Linked DNA regions of Mus musculus: region 1 is linked to region 2. The links are chromatin loops, found by intact Hi-C in ENCODE. Cell type or tissue: left cerebral cortex. All regions are shown on one strand. Links, peaks and the distances in the headings refer to the core of each region. The heading gives the core; the rest is flanking DNA. Region 1 has its middle 170 kb from the start of Gm39377. Region 2 overlaps Gm10635 (predicted gene 10635).

Region 1 (11,015 bases), core at 1,856-9,855, 240 kb after region 2:
ACACACACACACACACAGACAACACACACAAGTACACATAACTGTCTGCTTGAGATGGTATAATCTAGCAGGGCACATAGCCATGGAAAGTACTGATTCTTCTTCTTCTCAGCAGTAGAGTCCAGAAAGATTTTTTTTTTAAAGTAAAGATCATTATTAATGAACCAAAACCAGGGTGTAGGAAATATTCAAAGCATGTTCAAATTCCACGGTTTTAGATAATGTGAACACAATTTCAACCTTTTCTGGGATTAGTAATTTTTTTAAGTTGGAAACTTAAAAGTAGAAATCTGGAGTATTGTCTTTGTAGTCTCCGACAAAGGCTGGATCACAGTATGGCTTCGAAATTCTTTTGCTTATTTTCTAATCAGAAATTCTTTTCTTTCGGAAAAGTGTGGCATTTTCATGAAACTCCCATTCTTCACCATCACATTCTACTTCAAAATAGAATAAAATATGAGTTCATTTATTGCAGCAAGAACTACGTGTCACAGTCTATGGTAGGTGTTGAGATACATGTTTGGGATCTGTAAATAAACAGGCAGTTATAATAAATGTGAACTAGTCCTGCTTACTACACATGAAGAGACTTCTAGTAGGCATCTAGCAAAAATGTTCTCCCTTGGCAAGAGGATTCATCAAAGGAAAAGGTCCTAGAACCCCTTCTTTATACCACTTTAGATCCTACTTTAGTTGGCTATTTGATGGCAATTGTTCTCAGTAATGGGAGGAAGCTGGAGGATGAAGCTCAATGTGCTGATAATGAATCAGAAGAATGGAAAGTGAAACAAAGTATACCTAAATGGACAGGTTATTCCTCTAAAGAGAAAATGTCAACAAATAAACACAGGTCCCATTAACAGACAACCAGACATGATAATAAAATATACAATGAAAAGAAAAAATAACAAGCCAAAGGGACTATGGAGCACAGGGAGAAGAAGGTAGCTTGAGTTTGAGCCTTTGAGAACATCCCTGATAACAGTACTGGAAAGCTCTAGAACCTCATGGGCAAGCATTTCGTTTTAAAGAACTGTTAATGGGGTTTTTCTATTTATTCATATTCCAACAAATTTTGTCTGGAAGATGTATGCCATGGATGATCATTGTAAGGGCATCTATTCACGCCTTCTTGGAAAAAGATAGACACTTCCACTGAATCTGTGACTGAAGAGCTTCTAGAAGAGTAACTAGTGGTCAAGCACAGGCCAAGTGAAAACTGGGGATGTGTTCAAGGAACAGAGATTAGCATCTAGAACTATTCATAGTGAAGAGAAGGATGAGGAACTTCAGGTAACTGGTATTTTAGGAAAGGGAAAATATGAGGGAAGAAGTCCAAAGATTCTATATTACCTATCAGTTCAAATTCCTCCAAGATTTCCTCTTTTCAGTAGGAGCCAAAATCCTTCATGTGCCCCTAAGGCTTGTGGTCTGCACCACGTAACAGTTCTGGCGTTGCCACTTGGTCTTCTTCCCTCAGTGTCTCTGCTGCAGGAACAGGGACTTCATTTCTGTTCTTCATGGATCCTTAGCCTGATGTTGCTTTTCATGGCCTGTTCCATTGAAGCAGAACAATTCCATTCTTTCACAAATAGCATGAATTTCTGCATCTTGTTTTCTTCAGATTTCTGTTGACATATCACCTTCTCAGTGATCTCAGCATGATTATATAAGACAGCAAACTCAAACTACCTCCTTCCTGTGGTTCAAAGATCCGTTAGTCTGGACATTATTCTTTTCTTTCATATGTCACTGGGTGTTTTGTACTATGGTTAGGCTACACTCACCCCCGTGAGGCTCTACAGACCTGACTCTGTCTACTCAGCTTTGTCTATAAATTATCCCCTTGTGCATTGGATTGGGCCATGCACATGTTCTTCATCTCCACAAACAAAATCCATTCGCAAGTAACTGGCGAGGGAGGGTAGGCCAGGCAAATGAATTATTCAAGGTCTTAAAACTTCTGGCCTTTTTTTTTTCCCTAACAGATACTTATTTTCACAACTCATTGTTCCTCTGGGAATTCCTTAGGGGGAAAGAACTGAAAGGGGATGACTCTATGTGAAGAAGTGAATGTGAGTACAAATGCAGTGTTACAGAGTGTGAAGCTTTGGAACTGGAAGAGGCAACTTGAATATTTGCCAGCACTGCTATTTTAACAAATTAACACTATTTGCTTTTTCATTTATAAAGAGTAGATTAATTGTTCCTAAGCATCATGAAGTTATGAGGATTAATTAAAATAACAAAACTAATAGCCTAATGCAGTAGCTTCATAGTACATGCTGACAAGCAGACATGGGTCTCTTTCCTGCCCTAATCGACTACCAAAGGGCAGGTAACTTACCAATCACCCTACCAAATGATTTCACACTGACCTTCCAGGCTTATCATTCCTCATTCCTGGTCAAGCGTTCTTCTTTTTTTTTTTTTTTCCCATTTTTTATTAGGTATTTAACTCATTTACATTTCCAATGCTATACCAAAAGTCCCCCATATCCACCCACCCCCACTCCCCTGCCCACCCACTCCCCCTTTTTGGCCCTGGAATTCCCCTGTACTGGGGCATATAAAGTTTGCAAGTCCAATGGGCCTCTCTTTCCAGTGATGGCCGACTAGGCCATCTTTTGATATATATGCAGCTAGAGTCAAGAGCTCCGGGGTACTGGTTAGCTCATAATGTTGTTCCACCTATAGGGTTGCAGATCCCTTTAGCTCCTTGGCTACTTTCTCTAGCTCCTCCATTGGGAGCCCTATGATCCATCCATTAGCTGACTGTGAGCATCCACTTCTGTGTTTGCTGGGCCCCGGCATAGTCTCACAAGAGACAGCTACATCTGCGTCCTTTCAATAAAATCTTGCTAGTGTATGCAATGGTGTCAGCGTTTGGATGCTGATTATGGGGTGGATCCCTGGCTATGGCAGTCTCTACATGGTCCATCCTTTCATCTCAGCTCCAAACTCCGTCTCTGTAACTCCTTCCATGGGTGTTTTGTTCCCAAATCTAAGGAGGGGCATAGTGTCCACACTTCAGTCTTCATTCTCCTTGAGTTTCTTCTAACTATACATGAATCAAAGCAGCCAATGGTAACGTCGATTTCTGTGCTGAGTGATGGATCACAGCTGAGGAGAAGGCCAGAGTGTTGGGAATCCATTTAAACCAGGTTAAGAACAGATATCTATAGCTTGTTTTTGCTTAGTTTCTTTTTTTTTTAATCCTTTTCTCTAGTGCTTGATTATTTTTGTGTTTACTTGTTTATCATGGCCTAAAAGCAACTGGTGTGTGTGTGTGTGTGTGTGTGTGTGTGTGTGTGTGTGTGTGTGTGGTCTGTGATTGAGTGAATTCAATATTCCCTAAGTATGTAGTAGGCCATGCCATCCAGCATCATGTGTGTGTATTCTATGATGACCATATAGCACACACAAAATCACCTAATGATGCATTTATCAGAAGATGCCCATTACTAAATGATTCATGATCTATCACTAAATCACTAAATATGATGATACATATACTACATGGTTTCCAGCTGCTGAGATTAAAGAGAAGCTAGCCAATGCAGTTTCAAGAGGAGGATTTCTGCCATGATCTCTGTGTTGGCTTGTTTTATGTCAGGTTGAAACAAGCTGAAGTCATAGGATAGGTGGGAACCTCAGTGGAGAAAATGCTTTCATAATATCTGGTAGGCAGGCCTGTAGGGCATTTTCTTAATTAATGATGGCTTGGGGAGGGCTCAGCTCCATTGTGGGTGTTGCCATTCCTGAGTTGGAGGTCCTGGGTTCTATGAGAAAGCTAACTTAGCAAGCCATGAGGAGTAAACCAATAGACAACAATCCTCTCTGACCTCTGCATCAGTCTCTGACTCCAGGTTCCTGCTTGAATTTCTGCCTTGGCATTTCTCGATTTACTTTTGTCGTAGGGTTTCTATTGCTATGAACCAAAGCAACCTGAGGGTGGGGGAGGATTTATTTGGCTTACGCTGCCACCGTAGTTTTCATCAACCAGGGAAATCAGAACAGGAAGATCTAAAGAATAGCTCCCATGAAGGAATTTTCTCAACTGAGTCTCTTTCCTCCAAGATGACTTTAGCTTGTGTCAGGTTGACATAAAAACATATAACACACCTGTGAATTAGAATATGAAAGCCAAAGAAACCCTTTCCTCCCCAAGGCTCTCTTGCTCATGGTGTTTCACCACAAAAATAATAACCTTAACCAAGACATTCTGTCATTCCCACATTTTTCACTAAGAAACCTGTCAAAGCAATTGAGATTTTAAATCTAGCTTTCAACCCACAGTGTTTTTCAATGAGGTAGATATATGTGTTCTAAGATTAATTGTTATCTTCTATTAATTCTCCTATTTAGTCCTCATGGTAAACAATGCCTATAGGCATGGTAAGCCAGAGGACTCTCAGGATGATGCTGGTGTATTGCAACATACTATTTCTATAATAAGCTTTCTTTTAAGTTACTAGGAATCTCTTTTCAAACAAGAATATTATACTATAGAAACATATAAACTTGTAAAATTCAACTATTACCAAGTACTTGCAAAATTGCACTGCTGCACTTTTTCTATGATTGACAGTAATATACAGATATATAAATAGATATAGATATTATATTTATATAATGACAGCAGTTTAAAAAGTGATGAGTGGCTATGATGGCTTTAGGCAATAGAGATTTTCAGTTCTATTTTTATGTTATAAGACTACAACCCTATAGCCATCTGTCATTGACGGGCACAATGCTATTCAACACCTTCACTTCTCTTCCATCTGTCTGTGTGAGTAGATTAGATTGATACTGGGTCCTTCAGACCCTAGATTTCTTATGTATGGGACACTTTTCCAAAGCAGCTACATTCTATTAATATAACTGAGTGCCCTTCAAGCAATGACCATTCCATGTAAGGCAAGGAAGTCAATAAATGACGCTACCCCTTCTTCCCAACTCCACTCTTTAGAGTTCAATGCAATGTGACCTTCAGTGCTGCTGATGTGGAACTCATTCTGTGGTTTGTGCGCTTTCTTTCAAGCAGAAAACCTGAATCAAGTTACAACCCACATATGCAGATGGAGTTAGAGAGGAAAATGCTCTAACACAGTAAGAGGACCTTACATAGAACATTTTTTCCCTATCAAAGACTGAAACTTACAAGTAGAAACTCACATGCTGTCTTTCAATGGACCAAGCAGTCAAAATCAAGGTCTCCTTGGCCTGCTCTAAAACAGAGAACCCATTGTAACAAGACAGACCCAGATCAAGGTCAGGACCTAAGTTTCTACTTGTAATTCATTTTCTTCAAGTCTCTATATCACTTTCTTCTTCTGTTCCACACAGTTTGTTACCAGAAGACTCACACAAGACTATGACAAAGAGTAGCCAGTGTTCCACATTTTCTTTGACCCTGACACAGTTGATTTGCCTTTCTCTATCTCCTTTTATTTTTTCTTTTTCTCATTTTCGTCCCCTTAGCTCAAATAAAAGCATTTCCTCTCAAACAGTGTCTCTGCTACTGTTGTGGTTAGTCTCCCGTCTTGCTTTGGAATGTATTTTGAAATGCCAGACAGGATGACTCAGAGAGGACTGGGGGGAAAGTCTGCAAAGCTCTTGCTCTCACACAGTGTGTGAAATAGAATACTATGAAGAAGATCTCATTTTGCCAAAGTAACCAGAATAATGTGCCCATAATATTTTCCACGATCAAACACAATACCATAAGGACATGTAAATGATGAATATGAGCACAAATGTGTCCACAATGGCTTCATTTGTTCAAGGAATAAGGATGTGGGGTGCCAAAGTTTGGCTAGAAGTTCTGCATATTTAGACACTGGGTGGGTGGGTGGGGGAGAAGGAGTGAACTTGCTGTAAGGAACGAAACAAAATGAGGAAAGATGTACTTAAGAGGCCTGTGCTTTTCATTAGTAAAAATAGGCTCTTGAGTTCTGTCAATATAATTCTGAACATATCATTGAGTATTTGAGCTCATGCCATTCTTTCCACTCCAGCCTAGAAACTCAGTAGTTTCAGAAACCCCTTGATCTCAGCCTCTCCTTTTCATGCTTCAGGAGCAACAGTTCCAGCCAGGGTGGAGCAGGGGCAGGGAAAGACAAATGTGCTTAGGGTGGAGGGATGAGTGAGGACAGATGAAAAGATGAAAAACCAGATTTCATACACAAACCTTGTTTATGCAGTTCTTCTCAATGGGCAGATAAAAAATTAGTTCTTTTACAACTAGCTTGGGGATAACTCTTATTTAATAACTTATTTATGGAATATTTAATTAATATGTTTATATTTTTATATTTTAATGTCAAAATTCCACAATTTAATTTCCTTGTCTAATTACTACTAAGGTTATTTTGGGGGATAAGAACAGAGTATGTTTGTATTATGGGTCATATACCTCAACTGCCATGATGAATGAAGCTTTTTCAGTGTCACTTTCTTATTGAGGAGCTTAAGTATCCTGTGTAAGCTGAAATAATGTTCTTAACTCACAGAATGTGAAGACTTTAAAGTTACGTCCTTTAGAGGAGCAGAAGGTCTACAGGATATCCTGGTGTCTTCCCAGGGATGTGTGGGGAACTGTTCATCATGGTCAGAGGACCAACAATCCCTGGAATAACAGGAAGAAGGACAAGTTAACAACTGTATTATATCCTACATTAGGATGGAGCCCTTGGTTTAATAGTCAACAAAATTAGAAATTTGGAGTGTATGTCTTTTCAATGATTTTTCCTTCAAAATTCCACTGTTTAGTGATAGTGATGTGACATGCCCTTGCTTTCTCTGCTCTTTTGCACTGAGAATGAAGTCATCAAATGTTTGAAACTTACTTTGTTGGGTGAAATGGCCTGTTGATTAATTGATTTGTGAAATTCTATCAAATCCTTCATGGTGAGACTTGGTATATATAAACACCAAAACCAAACAAACAAAAACAAAAACCTGCCTACTTTGTCAGAAGTCTTTTTCTTGACTAGAAGTGAGAAATTGTTTAATTAGGTATTTGCTTAATGAGTCCTAGTAGAATTAGGAAATTACTTGAAGGATGCCCATGACATCCCTGTTTCAAGAGAGAAAAAACATCATGGCTACAGGGGAATATCTTGTCACTGGATCATTTGTGGCCAGTAGTTTGACAAACTCCACTCACTAATTAATAAGCAAGTATTATAATACTCAAACACAGGCTTTTACAAATTTTCAAAATAAACGATGCCAGGCAGTTCTGAGTTTTTGGATAAAATCTAGACTTCAGCAGAAGTGCAATGTATCAAGCTATATATTAAGTTCAACTATACATCCAGGTAGCTACAACCCTTAACTTGTGTTTTGGTACCCTTTCCAATAGCTTGAGATCAGAAGAGTTGCCTGGAAGAGGAAAACAATGGACTTACTGGGAAATATGTGAATTGAATAGGAATCCCGTGGACTAGAACTGAGGCTAAATTCTGGCTCACTGTCTTTATGAGTATAAATATTTAAATTTCCATCCCTCTTGTCACTCATATAATTAATGAGAATAACAACTTTTCATAGGACTGTGATAGACGCAGCATGGATATTGTCTGTGGTGGACCTTGACAGATAACGAACTGTATGTAACTCTGAAATCTGGCTGTATGATGATGAATCGAAGTCTGAAGGAGGATTCACCAACTTTTCCTATAAAGGACAAAACTATAAATATTTTAAATTTATCAGATCACTTTATTTCTGCAGTAACTACATAGCTTTACTTTTATAAGAAGGATGTAACCATAAATAATGTGAATGAAAGTGAGCACTTATGCATGATAATTTGTCGAACCCTAGTGCAAAGCATCATGCCATTTTTGTAAAAAAATTAATATAATAAAATTACACATTTAACAGTATTTTAATTAATTATATGCAGAGTTACAAGTTGATATTAAATTGGCCTCCAGGAGTAGTTTCATAAACGATCAGTTTAGTTGGCAAACTGCCACTTCAAGATTGCTTTTACTAAGAAGTTATTCTTCGTGTTAATGACATTCACCACTCTACTGTTTAGTCTGATGAGCACAGTGGATGACTAAGTAGAACTAGAATCGGCCAATGCTCAAAGCGCCCTTGACAAACATCAGGGAAGTCTGGGTTCAGAAGATCAGTTTACACTCATTTCACAACAAGCTGAAAACCCAGTGGCAAAGGTCACACAAACTTTCCAGTTCAGTGACTCTGAGGATTCAAAACCTTTCCGGCTGCTTATCATTTGTCAGGGTCTGCCTCGGTTGGCAGGATTACATCTGCTATTTCACCATACACCATGTTTTAGTACATTGATGTAGTTTTATGCAATATTTAACTTTTTAAATGTTCATTTAATCTTCATTTTTGTGAGGAGCTTTTGTGTCAGCTAGTGTTATGATGTCATCAGACCAATGCTGCTCAAATTATGGAGAAACAAAAGCTCTGTCAAAAAAAAAGTTACATATAAACACAAATCATAGCTAGCTAGCTGATTCAACAAATCAAATAAAGTGTAAAAGGTAATGACTAGCAAGCCATTGCCTAGGAAGGTGAATGTAGATAATAACAATGTACTGTATGTTATTAAAAGTTGGAAAAAAAGAATAGTGAATATTTTAATTAGGGTCAATATTGCTGTGATAGAACACCATGAACAAAGCATTTCGGGAAAGAAAGGGTTTATTTGACTTATACTTCCATATCATTGTTCATCATTGAAAGAAGTCAGGACAGGAACTAAACAGAGGAGGAACTTGGAAGCAGGAGCTTATGCAGAGGGTGGGATGTTTATGTTCATGCTCTTCATGGCTTGCTCAACCTGCTTTCTTATATCTGCCCAGGGATGGCACCAAAATGGCCAGGACTCTCTCCTATCAGTCACTAATTAAGCCTTACAGGCTTGCCTACAATTGAGGATCCCTTGTCTCAGATGACTTTAACTCGTGTCAATCTGTCATAAAAATAGCTAGCACATGGGGGGTTTTCATCACATACAAAAATAATAGCTAGGGGCTGGAGAAGTAGCTAAGCAGGGAAAACTGCATATCTTGAAGAGGGTCAGAATTCAGTTCCAAGCACCCACGTCAGGAGGTTAAAGTTCAGCTCCAGGATATCTCTTCTGTACTCCCAGGCCACCAGCACTAACACATGCCAAAACCAACATACATGCACACATAATTAAAATACATATATAAACAAAAGAATGAAACTATAAATGTCTAAGGAAATGGTCATATTTAAACATGCATTGAACCATTGTGTTACTTCATTATATTTGTAATTTACTCTATGTGTCAATTAAAATAAATCTGATTTAAATTAAAACCAATACATGCATTCAGATATGGAAAATTAGATAAATATGAAAAAGGACAGTAAGTATAAGCCAGATGATAGGGAGATGGCTGAATGGATAAAATGCTTGTCTCACTAGTACCAGGACCAAATTTTGGACTCCCAAACCTATGTAAATGCTAGGAAGTGTATCAGCCATGTGTAATCCAAGCATATAAGAAGTGGAGACAGAGGATCCTTAGAACAACCCAGCTAGAAAGACTAGCCAGAATTTGCAAGCTTTGAGCCAGTGATAGATCTTTTTTCATTAAGTTAAGTTTACAGGGTTCCACGTCATACTTTCACATGTGCGAACACACACACATGCACACAAACATCATTTACATGCAAAAAACAAACACAAAACTAAACAATATGCATATTTATTATAACCTGCGTAAGAGCTTTATGAAGTTGGGGCAGGAATCAGACTGCTAAATTGAGCATCCTTTTCAGGAGATACTTTGTTCTTCTTCGAAGTGCAATTCATTTGGGGCAAACATTGATGAGTCTTCTTGAGAAAATTATTTTCAGACCATCACAATAATAAATAGTCCCTGGTAGGTTCATCTATTGTTTTTAAACCATATGTATGTATATGAGTATATACTTTTTCTCATTATTATTAGTTCTTTGAGAATCTCATACATTATAATTTGACTATATTCTCCCTGTACTTCGGTGGGTAAACTGCTTGGCACATAAGCAGGAGAACTTGAGTTCAGATCTCTAGCACTCACATAAATCGTTGGGTGTGGTGGTGGACATTTGAAACCACTGCACAGCTAGACAGACAGAAGGATCCTCAGAGTTTCTGGTGAGCGTTCCTAGCTCCAATGGGAAGTTTCAGGCTCAGTAAAAATATACTGTCTCAAAGAGTGGAATAGAAAGCAATGGTGGAAGAAATCCTAAAGTTGATCTCTGGTCTCCACAAGCACATGTACTGGTATGTACTCCCCTGTGCACATGTGTAACACACACACATACCACACACACACACACACACACACACACACACACACACACACACACACACACACCACACACATTAGCATCATCTTTAGATTAAAATTTTTGATACACAATAGAATTTAGTATTCCTAATGCAGATGAGGACTTTCTGCTTTTAGCATTTAGACACACCTGGAGATAAACAATGAACATAGTCAAATAGGATTTGAGGTTTAGCCTTTCATCCCTGTCAACTAGATAACATGACAATTATTTTTATATGATAGATATAAAATATAAACTGCTAGCAAAATGAGGCTACTCACTGACCAGATATGATCTTGTGAAAATGCATATATGGAAAGATAATGCAATCCAGTGAGAACAACTGATATCTAGAATGAAGAATAAATATTCATAAGTTCCACATTGAAAAAGCAAATATCAAAACTGTCCTTTGCTTTATATTTCCACTGACTTTCTTTTGAAGTCAAGAACTGTGTGGAACATCCTAGGGTGAAGCTACTTCCTGCTATATCATCTAATCTGGCACTCTATATCTTATGAATAAAGAATGGGATATTTTCCTGAGGTCAGGTAAGTCCATGGTTATATGTGAGTCTGAAATGTACATGTATTCAGGGATAAATGAATGTGTTGAATACCCTAACACTTGTGCTGTTGTTAAATTTGATTGGAGTTGTGTTGTAGAAATCTAT
Region 2 (11,015 bases), core at 1,536-9,535:
TGAATTTTTTTCATTTGTTTTAACCACTTGTGTTGCATCTTTTGAGAGCCATCTGTTCTTTTCCTCAGTCCATTTGATTCTATTATTTGAATTCTTGATTGCTTTTTTCAGTTTTTACATGTTCTAGATACTAATCCTCACTTAGACTTATAGTTCACAGATTCCTCTATAACAGAATGTGGTCCTGGTGGCCCAACAATGGCTGTCTCAAAGGTCTAGAATCTGGTTGTTGTTCAGTCTGCAGGGACGGATGATTCCACACTCCCAGTCTGATGCCAGAGTCCTGGAAACTCCTGGAGAGATGCTATAATCTACACTGGAATCCAGAAGATGCTAGATTTAATCCTGGCCATAGTAACAGGATAGACAAACTTGCCAGTAAGAGAAAGGGCAAGCAGGCACAAAACAAAGTTTCTTTCTACCATGTCCTTTTATAAGGGGTGCCCCAGAAGGTGTGCCCCAGATTTAAGGTAGGTCTTCTAGCTTCAAATAGACTCTATGAGTAGCTCTTCCAAGACTGCCTGACAGCTTGGTTTTAGTTGATGCCAAATGCAGTCAAGTTGACAACCGAAATTCGTCATCACTAAAGGTCTTTTCACATCAAACAATGTAAGCAAGATAATCTCTCACAGACATTTCTAAGGCTAATGTTAATGTAGATAGCCCCTCACAGGAACGTCCAGAGGTTTGTCTCAGGTTATTCTAGAGTCTCCCAGGTTGGAGATCAGCACTAAGCACCACATAATCTTTGGAGCCATTTACGCATTCTTAGAACTGGGGCATCAGTTTCTGAGTTTATTCTTTCACTTTGTTATTTTGGTCAAAGATGCTAGAAGCAACTGTAGCATTGTTACAATCTGTAGTTCTCTGAAAATGTTCAAAAACATTTGATAGAGAATCCCCAAATTCCTAGCACCTCATTAATAGTGACTGAGGATTCTCAAATGCATTTATTTTGTAGTTATCTGAACAATTGACATGGTGGATCATTAGCACTGTCCAGATTACCAAGTGTTTTGACTAATACAGTCCTATATAAGCCATATAAGCATTTTAGATGGGACCGGCCGGCGTTAGTAATACTGTAAATTGCCTTGGTTGGTGCAAAGGGATGTCAGGAGGATGGGAGAAGGTAAGGCTCGTTAAGCAATCTGAGAAATGTCACAATAAGTCCTCTTGGGATGGTTTTTGTGTGTTATCTAGTATCAAAGAGTTTCTTCAAGATCTGTTTTCTGTTATATAATTCTTACATTCTTTTTGCGTGATGCTGGGAACACTGTGAGCTTTAATCTTTATAATATCTGTTCCTTTTTTTAGCCAGTTCTCAGTCACGTAGAAGGACAACATTGTGAACCAATTGTAATGCATCATGAGGGTGAGGTTTTTTTTTCCAGAAAATTGACAGGGAAAGTGTTCTGAGCTACCATAGCATGCTAGACCACAGCTTGTTTCTTTTGTGGGGGTAAAGCAAGCCTGCAGCAGATGCTTAAGAACACACTGTGTGTATGTGGGGCCTGGGTTGCCAGCTGGTGGTCTTTTTGACTACATCAGTGTTCCTAGGATGGGCTCTGAGGCTCCTTGAACAAAGGGTTCTAGAGGGAAAAACAATCTTGGAAGTACTGGATGCTCAGTCCTTTTTTTGAAAGTCTAAAATTCATGTAGCACCTTAAGCCACAAGAGTCGCAATTATAAAAAGGAAATTGAACACAGCTAACTGGATAAAACAGCTTGCAGTGGAAAGTTTTCTTGAGTTGCTTTCAACACCAGTGAGATGATATTACTGTTTCCCAATTTCAAGGTAGCACAGCAGGCTTTGTTGGAGACAGCTGAACAAGAGGACAGGGGATTTTTGTGAGATGACAAGACCTCACAACAGGGTTTCAGGACTACAGGTGGGTGAATAAATAATTGGAACCCTTCACATTATTTTACTGAAACTCACCAGACAGATGAGGCATGCACTAGGCTGAAACTCGAACTAAGTGTATCTTGTTTCACATTAAAAGAGAGCAGTATGGCTCACATTTAAAACCATGATTTCTTTTTTTGTATCTTCTAAGGTATCTCTTGTCTAGCTATGCCATTTAACATCTCTGCAAACTTGCAAGATTATTTTAGTCCTTGTATCCTCCAATTTCTATTTTGTAAAATAACTTAATTATCCCTAAATCTCAGCACTTCAGTAAGGACAAAAAGCTTTATTTTTAGTGTGCTACATATGTTGTTCACTATTCACAGAATTGCTGGCATGTAGTATGTCTTATTCTCAGTGCTATGTGAGCTGTGTGATAGTTTTCACAAGTGAGCACTTTTGCGTATCCACACATAACTGCAACATACACTGACATACATGTGAGCTTCGTGTTTTGTACAATAACTATCATGGATACCACTGAGTGAATGTCCATCAGTTTCAGGTGATTTGCTAAATCTTTTAATGGAATATTGAATATTCAATGATTCATGAGAAGTTCACACTGTTAGTATGTGTCAGTTGGTTTTTGACAACTTGACAAAAATCTAGACATATCTGGAAGAGGGCATCTTAATTTTAAAAAATGCCTCAGTGAGAAACATTTGACCTGTAGGCAAGTCTGTGGCCTGTTGTCTTGCTTATGACTGACATAGATGGCCTAGTTCATTGTAAGTGCCGTCCCCTTACAGGTCCTGAATGACATAAAAAGGCAGGCTGAGGAGGCCACGAGAAGCAAGCCAGTAAGAGACACTCCCCCGTGGCCTTTGCTTCAGTTCTTGCCTCTTGGTTTCTTCCTTGAGTTACTGCCCAATTTCCCTAGGTGATGGACTACAAGCTGTAATATTAAACAAACTCTTTTCTATTCAAGTTGATTTGGGGCATGGTGTTTTATTGCAGCAATTGAAACTCTAAGACAGTGTTTTCATTTGATGGGGGACAGAACTGAGTTGCAGAAAGTTTAAGTCACTTACGAGTTTGAACAACTGACTCATTACTAAGTCAGTCTGGAAGCTAGCACAGTGTTCCTCTTTCTCTTCCTCAACCAAGATAAATGATCATTTTATTCTTTTTTTTTCCTTTCGAGACATGTTCTCACTGGATATCTCTGGCTGCCCTGAAACTCTCTATGTAGACCAGACTGGTCTCAAGATCCACCTGCCTCTGCTTCCCAAGTGCTAGGATTAAAGGAGTGTGCCTTGACAGCTGGTTTTGTTCTGAATTTTAAATAGATGGTAATATAAATGAAGTCTAAGAATACTTTTTTACATAACAATGTGAAAATCAGTTTTAAAATAAAAACCATATATAATTATGAAATGTAATTGTACTATGATATACTGTAAGCTGTTGTCCACAATTCTCTGTAAGTGCAGTCAGTGTTTTCTTTTTAAAGAATGATTAAACTACAATGTGTTGAGTTTTTACAATTACCATTTATAACTGTATAATATTTCATTAAGAAGACATGATTCACTCAATCCTTTTTCTATGGTCAGAATTCCATTGTTTTCTAACCTTATGCCAGTTCTTTATGTATAATCTAGGAATGCTAATCAAGGTCCATTCCTTCTGGGAGTAAATAAATCCAAACAAATTGATGTCATTGAAACTGTTGATTTTGAGCTCATTCGTAGCCTCCTCCAGCCTTGAGCAGGTTGGCTCAGACCTGTTCAGCCATTGTGAATGAGACTGGGCAGAGGTGGCGCACGCCTTTAATCCCAGCATTTGGGAGGCAGAGGTAGGCGGATTTCTGAGTTCGAGGCTAGCCTGGTCTACAAAGTGAGTTCCAGGACAGCCAGGGCTACACAGAGAAACCCTGTCTGGAAAAAAGAAAAAAAAAAAGGAAAGAAAAGAAAAGAAAAGAAAAGAAAAGAAAAGAAAAGAAAAGAAAAGAAACCACCTAGGGTGGAGTCTTCTGACCTAGATAGGTCTATTGTTCTACTACCTTTGCACTCTTCTCCAAGACTCTGCTACCTGCGGAGAGGCTGTCTGTCTTCCTGAGACATTCCTGAATAAGCAACAGCCTGGAGACCAAGTGCTGACAGCCCAGCAACAAAGCATCAAGAGCCTGGTGTGGCCTTTCCCCTTTATAAGCTCAGACTCTTAAGTAAACTCTGGGGCCTTGATCAATATCTTGTCTTGGTTTTGTTATTTCTCTCCCTTTCTTTTCTCCATTCAGTCCCAGTTTCCCCTTCAGGAACCCAGTTCCAGTGGCCCCGGGCGGCTACACTCATTGTTTTTTAGTCAACTGTGTTTTAGGTTACAGATACAATTGGTTTTTTTTTTTTTTTTTTTTGAAAAGCTGCTTAGTAGATTTTGAAGTTTTACATCCTGGCTGGTGTTGCCTATGTGGCCTGCTCACACAAGCATCCCCATAGATCACTTATCACTACACACATTCAAGAGACTTGGGAGGGACCAACCAAACAAGATGAAAATACTGCAGAGATGCAGTGGAGACCAGCCACACACTTCCAAAGACTAGAGAGGAGATAAATGTGGTTCCTATTAGCATTGCCTCTCGAACTAAGCTGAGCAGTGTCAGACGTTCTTATTACAATGAACTTTCATGACTAATTGTGTGTTTTCTGTTGCCTTTCCCTTCTGTTTGTCCTTTCAAGTCATAATAATTAATTAAAAAATACCCATCTTCTATTTCATTCAAAAGATGACAATTATTCCCCTGGAATTTGTGGATCCAGAAATATATATATGTATATGTACATATATTCTTCTAATTACCATCATTAATCAGGTTTGTGTAGTCACTGGAGTTTTTCTGAGGTTATTCAGAAATAGCATGGAAGCCTGAATAGCATGGAAGCAGTTCATTTTGATATCTAGCTTTTGGCCACAGAACAGGACAGAGTTGGGTTCAGAAGGACAGTTATCTATCTTGGAGTAGTACTTATTTTAGGAATAAGAGCTTATGAGGTATATGGATTTCTCCCAGTTTTTTCTTCCAGAGTGAGGCGTGCCTTCGTTTTGGAGTTGGAATACAACCCAGCCCCGCAGAGCTGTGCAGGAGGATACGCTTCACCTTTGCACACTGCACTGAAAGATTAATTTTTATATTTCTTTTTTGAGGGCCCACTTTGCTCTTTCGCACCAACTTTATATATCTTTCTTATGTGGAAAAGAATAAGCAGCAACTCCTCCAACCCTCTTTCAAAAGGACCAAGTTATGGAACGCATTTTCTCAAACCTTTGGCTTCATGACATATTTACATTAGGAACCCACTGTTTTCCTTGAGCCTTTGAGTCTTTATTTTAAGACCCATATTGTTCTAAAGCGGTGAGTTTTCTGCAGAAGGATGGAAATTTACAGAATGTGTTATGGACAGGGTGCGGGTGGAGGAAAGCATATGTTTTCACACTTGAAGTTGTTAGGGGAAAATGGTATTTGGGCCCAAATTGGCATTAGAAGGCAGGAAAGTCTTGGTTAGCTAAAAAAAAAAAAAAGAAAAAGAAAAAAGAAACATGCCTGTTGAGCCACAGAGATGGAGCTCTTTAGAGCAATGCTCATTTTACTATACTTTACACTTTTAAGAGAACTTACAGGAAAATATAGGGAAGGAAAGGGTTTTAAGATCCTTGTTGGATTTCCATAGATGTTTTTCATCTTGAGTTGTGGTGCAATGTTGAGTTCTGATGCATAAACTACAGCTAGAATACATGCTCAAAATTATCAGGTACTTTTCTCTAGCATCCTCTATTACCCAAAACGAATTTACAGCAAATACTTATTTGTGTGGCTGGCCCACATCACCCCATCTTGCATTTTTTGTGTCAATTTTATTATCATTTTTTTCATCATACAGACCTGAAATACCTATGTCAAGATTTATTATTTTTGCTTCACATTCAATAAGTCATGAAGTCCTGTTGCTTTTTCTGCAACTGTATCCTGTCTTTCTCCTGAGCCTACCCTCACTGGCTTTCCTTCTAATGCACCGCTCCAGGGCAGCACATTTAAGAACTAGTTTCAAGTTCAATTTATACACCCTGGGCTTAAACTGCAGCTCTGTCATTTACCAGGTAGTGCAAATAAAATAGGGTTGGTATAATAATCACCTTATAAAATTGGCATAACTAGGAAAGATATTATACATAAAATGTAATACTTGGTAAAAAGTCGGGCCCTGCATGTGAAGTTTAGGATTATTAACCAGTTTTCTTGTTGCTGATCCTCTTCTCCAGGTACAAGGCCATAACCTCGTAGTAACTAAACCACCTCTATCAAGATCTCTCCAGCTACGGGACTCCTGATGCACATGCCTACTTTAAAGTTTGGTTCTAAGTTACCCAGTTAGCAATTGCTTCCTCTGTGTGTGCCCAAGTTCCCGAGCCACCAGAGTTTTCCTTCTCCTCCTGTCCCCATCCCTCTTTCTCCTGCTTCCTCTTGTTCTTTTTCTTTTTGCTACTTTCCTGTCTTCCTCAAATTTCTCCCCCTTCCTTCTTTTTAAGTTAAAAATATTCATACATTACTTTTAATTATATTCTTTCCTTTCCCCAAATCCTGCCACCTTGCTACTCACACAATTTCATGTTGTCTCTCCCAAAAGGAGCAGAAACGACAACACAAAACCACACTAAAAAAACAAACTAAAGACAAACCAAAGTAACCTCTCCCCCCCAAAAAACACTACAAGACAAAAATATCAAAAGAAAACAATCAAAATGATGCGCGCGCGCACGCGCACGCACACACACACACACACACACACACACACACGCAGACACACATGCACATAGACATACACACACACACACACAACCAAGCCCACAGAGTCTGTGTATGCTGATGAAGTACTTCTGGGCATAGGGAGTGAGGCTGATACATCCAGTGACACTCTATTATAAAAGTGTGATTTTCCATGTCGTACTGTCTGTATCCTATTCAGTAAGTCCTCGGCTCTGATGATATGTTCAGTCCTAGTCCCTCCTTTCTTTCCTCTCACATTGAGGCTATCTGCTCTTATACTGAAGTCCTTGATCAGTTTGGAGTTGAGTTTTGTGTAGAATGATATAGGTCTGTTTTCACTCTTTTATATGCAACCACCCAGCTTGCCTAGCAGAATTTGCTGAAGATGCTGTCTTTTTACTACTATGTATTTTTGGCTTCTTTCTGTCAAAACCCCAGATATCCAGAGTTATGTGGATTTGTGTCTGGGTTTTCAATTCTATCCCATTGGTCAACATGCCTACTCTTATGTCATGGCATGTTGTTTTTTATTATGCCAGCTCTATAGTGCAGCTTGAAACCAGGGATGATTTCCCTCAGCAGTTCATTTATTTTCAGGAATGTTTTCTATCTTGATATCTTTATGGCATCTTTTATGGTGTCATGCCTTTCCTTTATGTTCTTTTTGTTTGCTTGTTTGTTCATATGTTTTTAAAATTTTCAGTTGCTAATTTGTCTAAGATCCTCAACTTTATTTTCTGCTTGATTCAGTCTCTTGGTAAACCTTTCCTTTGAGTTTTCTCGTTGAATTGCTGGGCTTTTAAAGCACCAGCTGAATCCTCTTCAGTGTTTATATCTCTTTATTCAACTCCATTTCGAGGTCCTGGCTTGTCTTCACCATTTCAATCAGTTTATGGTTTTTTTGTTTGTTTGTTTGTTTTTGTTGGTGGTGTTTGTTTTGTTTGTTTCTTTTTTATTTGTTTTGCATCATTTAGACATTTATTCTCCTCCAGTTCTTTCTTCAAAATCTCATTAAGCTGTTTCTTTGTATCTTCTCTAAACTCACTGTGTTCTTTGGTGATTTCTTTTGTGATTGTTCTTTTAAATTCTGCATCCTAGAATTTATCACAAAGTGCTCATTGCAGGTATTTCTACAGGACTGGTGGATACAGAGGATAAATAGCTTGATCTTTCATTTGTTTGTATTTTTTTATGATGAAATGGCAGGTGGGCATCTTTTGTTAGTTATGTAATTAATATGGACATAGTAGTTCAGAGCAGAAGAAAAGATGTGCAGGTGTCTTGGGCCTAGAGTTGAGAATGGCTTAAGTGGAATGAAGTCAGGAGATCACAGGAGACAGAGCCGATAGTATTTTGGTCCAAGCCTAGGTTGGGGGTAGATCTATGTTGGGCAGCCTTTGTGAAAGAAAGGATAAGGCAGACTCACTGGGCTAGACCCTGGTAAAGGTTGTACAGTATCTGGCTGAGTGGAGAAGTTGAATATAGTGTGTGAGGGTCTTGTGATTTGGAGACAGGCAGGGCAGATCCTGGCAGAAGCCTAGAAGTTGGCTGTGGTGCAGACAGTGGTGACAAGTTATGACTGGGACATATATCACATCAGGGTTAAATCTATTAGGTTGAGTGTAGTATGTGGAAGGAAGGATCAGGTAGACTCACCTGGCTAGATCCTGGAAAAGACAGAGTGCTTTTTTTTTTTTTTAAAGGACAAACTAAATTCAGCTTAGCAAAGTAAGTGAATTGTGTTTTTGTAAATTTGGAGAAAGCCTAAAACATAGACTTGAGAAGTAGATTGGCAGACTCTATTAGGTCAGGAAAATTCAAAGACTTCCAGGCTTATGCCTGAGGAGTCTTCTAAATGTCTTTTATATATGAAGTCTAACCTCAAAATGGTATAGCCACATCAGCTCCAGCTGTATTCCTGACAGGGCCCTTCAATAGGACTTTCAGCTTGGTAGAACATGTTTTCATTGAAGAAGTGCCATAGGAAAGCTCTGTGTTCACCTACTTTCCTATCTAAGGCTCTGTAATCAATAAATAGATTGGAAAAGTGACTGCATGCTTTTCTTCCTTAAAGGGTTCACAATATTGTGTGGATAGCAGACACTGACAAATAAATGAAAAAGGAGTTGGGCTGGGAGCACATTCTGGAAATCTAGAAGATAACATCCTTATCTGAAACTCACACTGACATTTGCACGAGAGAGACGCTTTGTGGCAGCTGATGACAAGTGAGTAGGCAATCAAAATAGTGCTTTCAGGTAAGAGAAACAACAATAAAGCCTGGTGCAAATTGGGAATAGATTAATAATGGGAGTAATAATGATAAAACAAAATAGACACAGGTACCAGATGGGTCTGGGGAGGTAATATGGAACAGTGTCATGGAGTCTCTTGCCATTCTTTAGTGTGGATTTACTTTGTAGGCTATAGATGTCATTCAACCAGTGTATGATTTAACCAGAGCAGAGGGGAAAATGAATCTACAAAAATCTCAGGAAGAGGTAGGTGACAAATTAGAGCTCTTTTCTAAAGCAACAGTCAAAAATGAATGGGTGAATTTGAGAGACATGATGTATTTCAAAATTGAGAGAGATGTATGGTGTTCCATGTTTTGCTATCATTTGTCTTGACTCAGAATATTTGGGAAAAGAAATAAATTAGGAAGAGAAATAAAATTTATTTTGTTGAAAATATGTCTGCTTTACCGACATGATACCCAAGAAAGAAGTGGTATTGGTTATATAGCAGCAATATAATATGTGAAAGAGCTTTACATTAAAAAATAACTCCCGAACAAGGCTCAGATGTCATCTAAATACTCACAATAAAGATAACAGGTGACCCATAGATGTTCCCCTTCCACCCCTGAGACCTTCATCGACAAAGAGCTTTGTCTCAAGTACATTTATTACAGAAGCCCACAGGTAGACTCAGCCAGGCTTTATGCTTTCAAAGAGGCATAAAACCAGACTCTGCCCCTCAAGGGCTCCCAGTCTGGAGAATATGGTTGCATGTAAACAAAGAATCTAAATTTCCAAATTACAAAGGGTCAGTTGGTGTTTATTTATGTCATAGATTGCGTTTCATAGAAGACACTGTTGCCGAAGACAGATTTCTTTATTAAGAAAGAAAGTCACAGGAAGCTGGGGGAGAAAGGGTAACATGAAGGCAAAGCCCTTCACAGCAGAGGAAGGAAAGCTCACAAGGCCTCAACCGTACCCAAAGCATCCCAAGCAACTCAGGGAAACTGGGAGTGGGAGGAATGGTGCTTCTCAGAGAGGAGCACACCAATCGTCTGTCCAGTGCCACACTATCAGCTCAAAAAAATACATACAAGTAATATTATATGGATTCGACAGGTTATATTTAGGAATATATATGTATATGCAAATGCATATATGCATATAATGACAATGAAAAAAAAAAAAAAGAAGCCATGAATTTGAAGCCGAGCAGGGAGGGATCTTTGGGAGGATTGGGAGGGAGGACAGAGAAGAGGAACATGTTGTAATTCAATTCCAGTCTCAAAGGTAAACAACAACAGCAGAAAAGTAGAGGAACAAAAGAGAAAACTACCATCTCACGCATCTGCAGAATTCTATGCCTGCATCCTGCATAGTTTAGCAATGCTGGCTAGGACATCAGACCACAGAAGAAATGGCTGAAAGTGATATGGTTTGGACTTAGTTTTCATGTTTACCTGTCTAAAGCTTTCATTTTTAAGCAATAATGAGCTCAACTAAGCCAATATCAGCATAACAACACTGTGGGATAACTGATTCTCGTTCTGTTAGAGGCTGCTCTGGTGCTATAAGGTGCTTATTACTAGTCTTGATTTTTACTCACTAGATGTGAGCACAACGCCTCCAGAAGATGTCAAATACATTCCATGGGGCAAATATCTATGTTGAAAACTACAGGCTTGGTGCTTCAAATCACATAGAGAAGTCAATAATCAAAGGGTCCACATGTCTTTTCTACTTTATTGGCATTCTATAATATGGCATGCTTATCATAATTATATTAGTACTTAAATTAGTAATTGATGGAATGATAATTTTCTAAATACTGAGTCAGTTTAACTCATCTTTTCCCTCTACTCTGAGTACTACTACACAGTTAAATTTAACAAATCTCAATGCCTTTTTTCTCTTTTTAGTTTCTCTTATTTCTGTAATTTATTCCTGTGACATGGTTAACATTGTACTACTACAATACCATCCAGTGTTAACAATTATTTTTCAAAGAGAAAGAACTACAAATGCTCAGTGTATGTGAGGGAAGGCAGGTTAGAAGTTTGTTACTGATTAAAGTGGAAATGAGAAAGAAATAAAA

What was found. A loop is a pair of places that touch in the nucleus more often than their neighbours do. Peaks named below come from ENCODE experiments on the same cell type or tissue, not always from the same donor. Only the 100,000 strongest peaks of a DNase experiment are listed, where the experiment ranks them.
Region 1: a loop joins it to region 2, with 3 times the contacts of the local background. A loop is called at or near these places in 2 of 42 quality-filtered maps.

Annotation. Positions count from the first base shown.
Region 1 is chr9:79,210,704-79,221,718 of GRCm38, reverse strand. No RefSeq gene overlaps it. Among named protein-coding and RNA genes, the nearest start is that of Gm39377, 170 kb to the left of the region's middle. In left cerebral cortex, for the core only: no CTCF peak of the experiment used is centred there; DNase peaks (open chromatin) are centred at 5,584 and 6,024; H3K27ac peaks cover 211 bases.
Region 2 is chr9:79,448,424-79,459,438 of GRCm38, reverse strand. It overlaps Gm10635 (predicted gene 10635), which reads left to right. Exons shown (of 3, transcript NR_045336.1): 2 at 8,755-8,908. Among named protein-coding and RNA genes, the nearest start is that of Gm39377, 63 kb to the right of the region's middle. In left cerebral cortex, for the core only: no CTCF peak of the experiment used is centred there; a DNase peak (open chromatin) is centred at 5,330.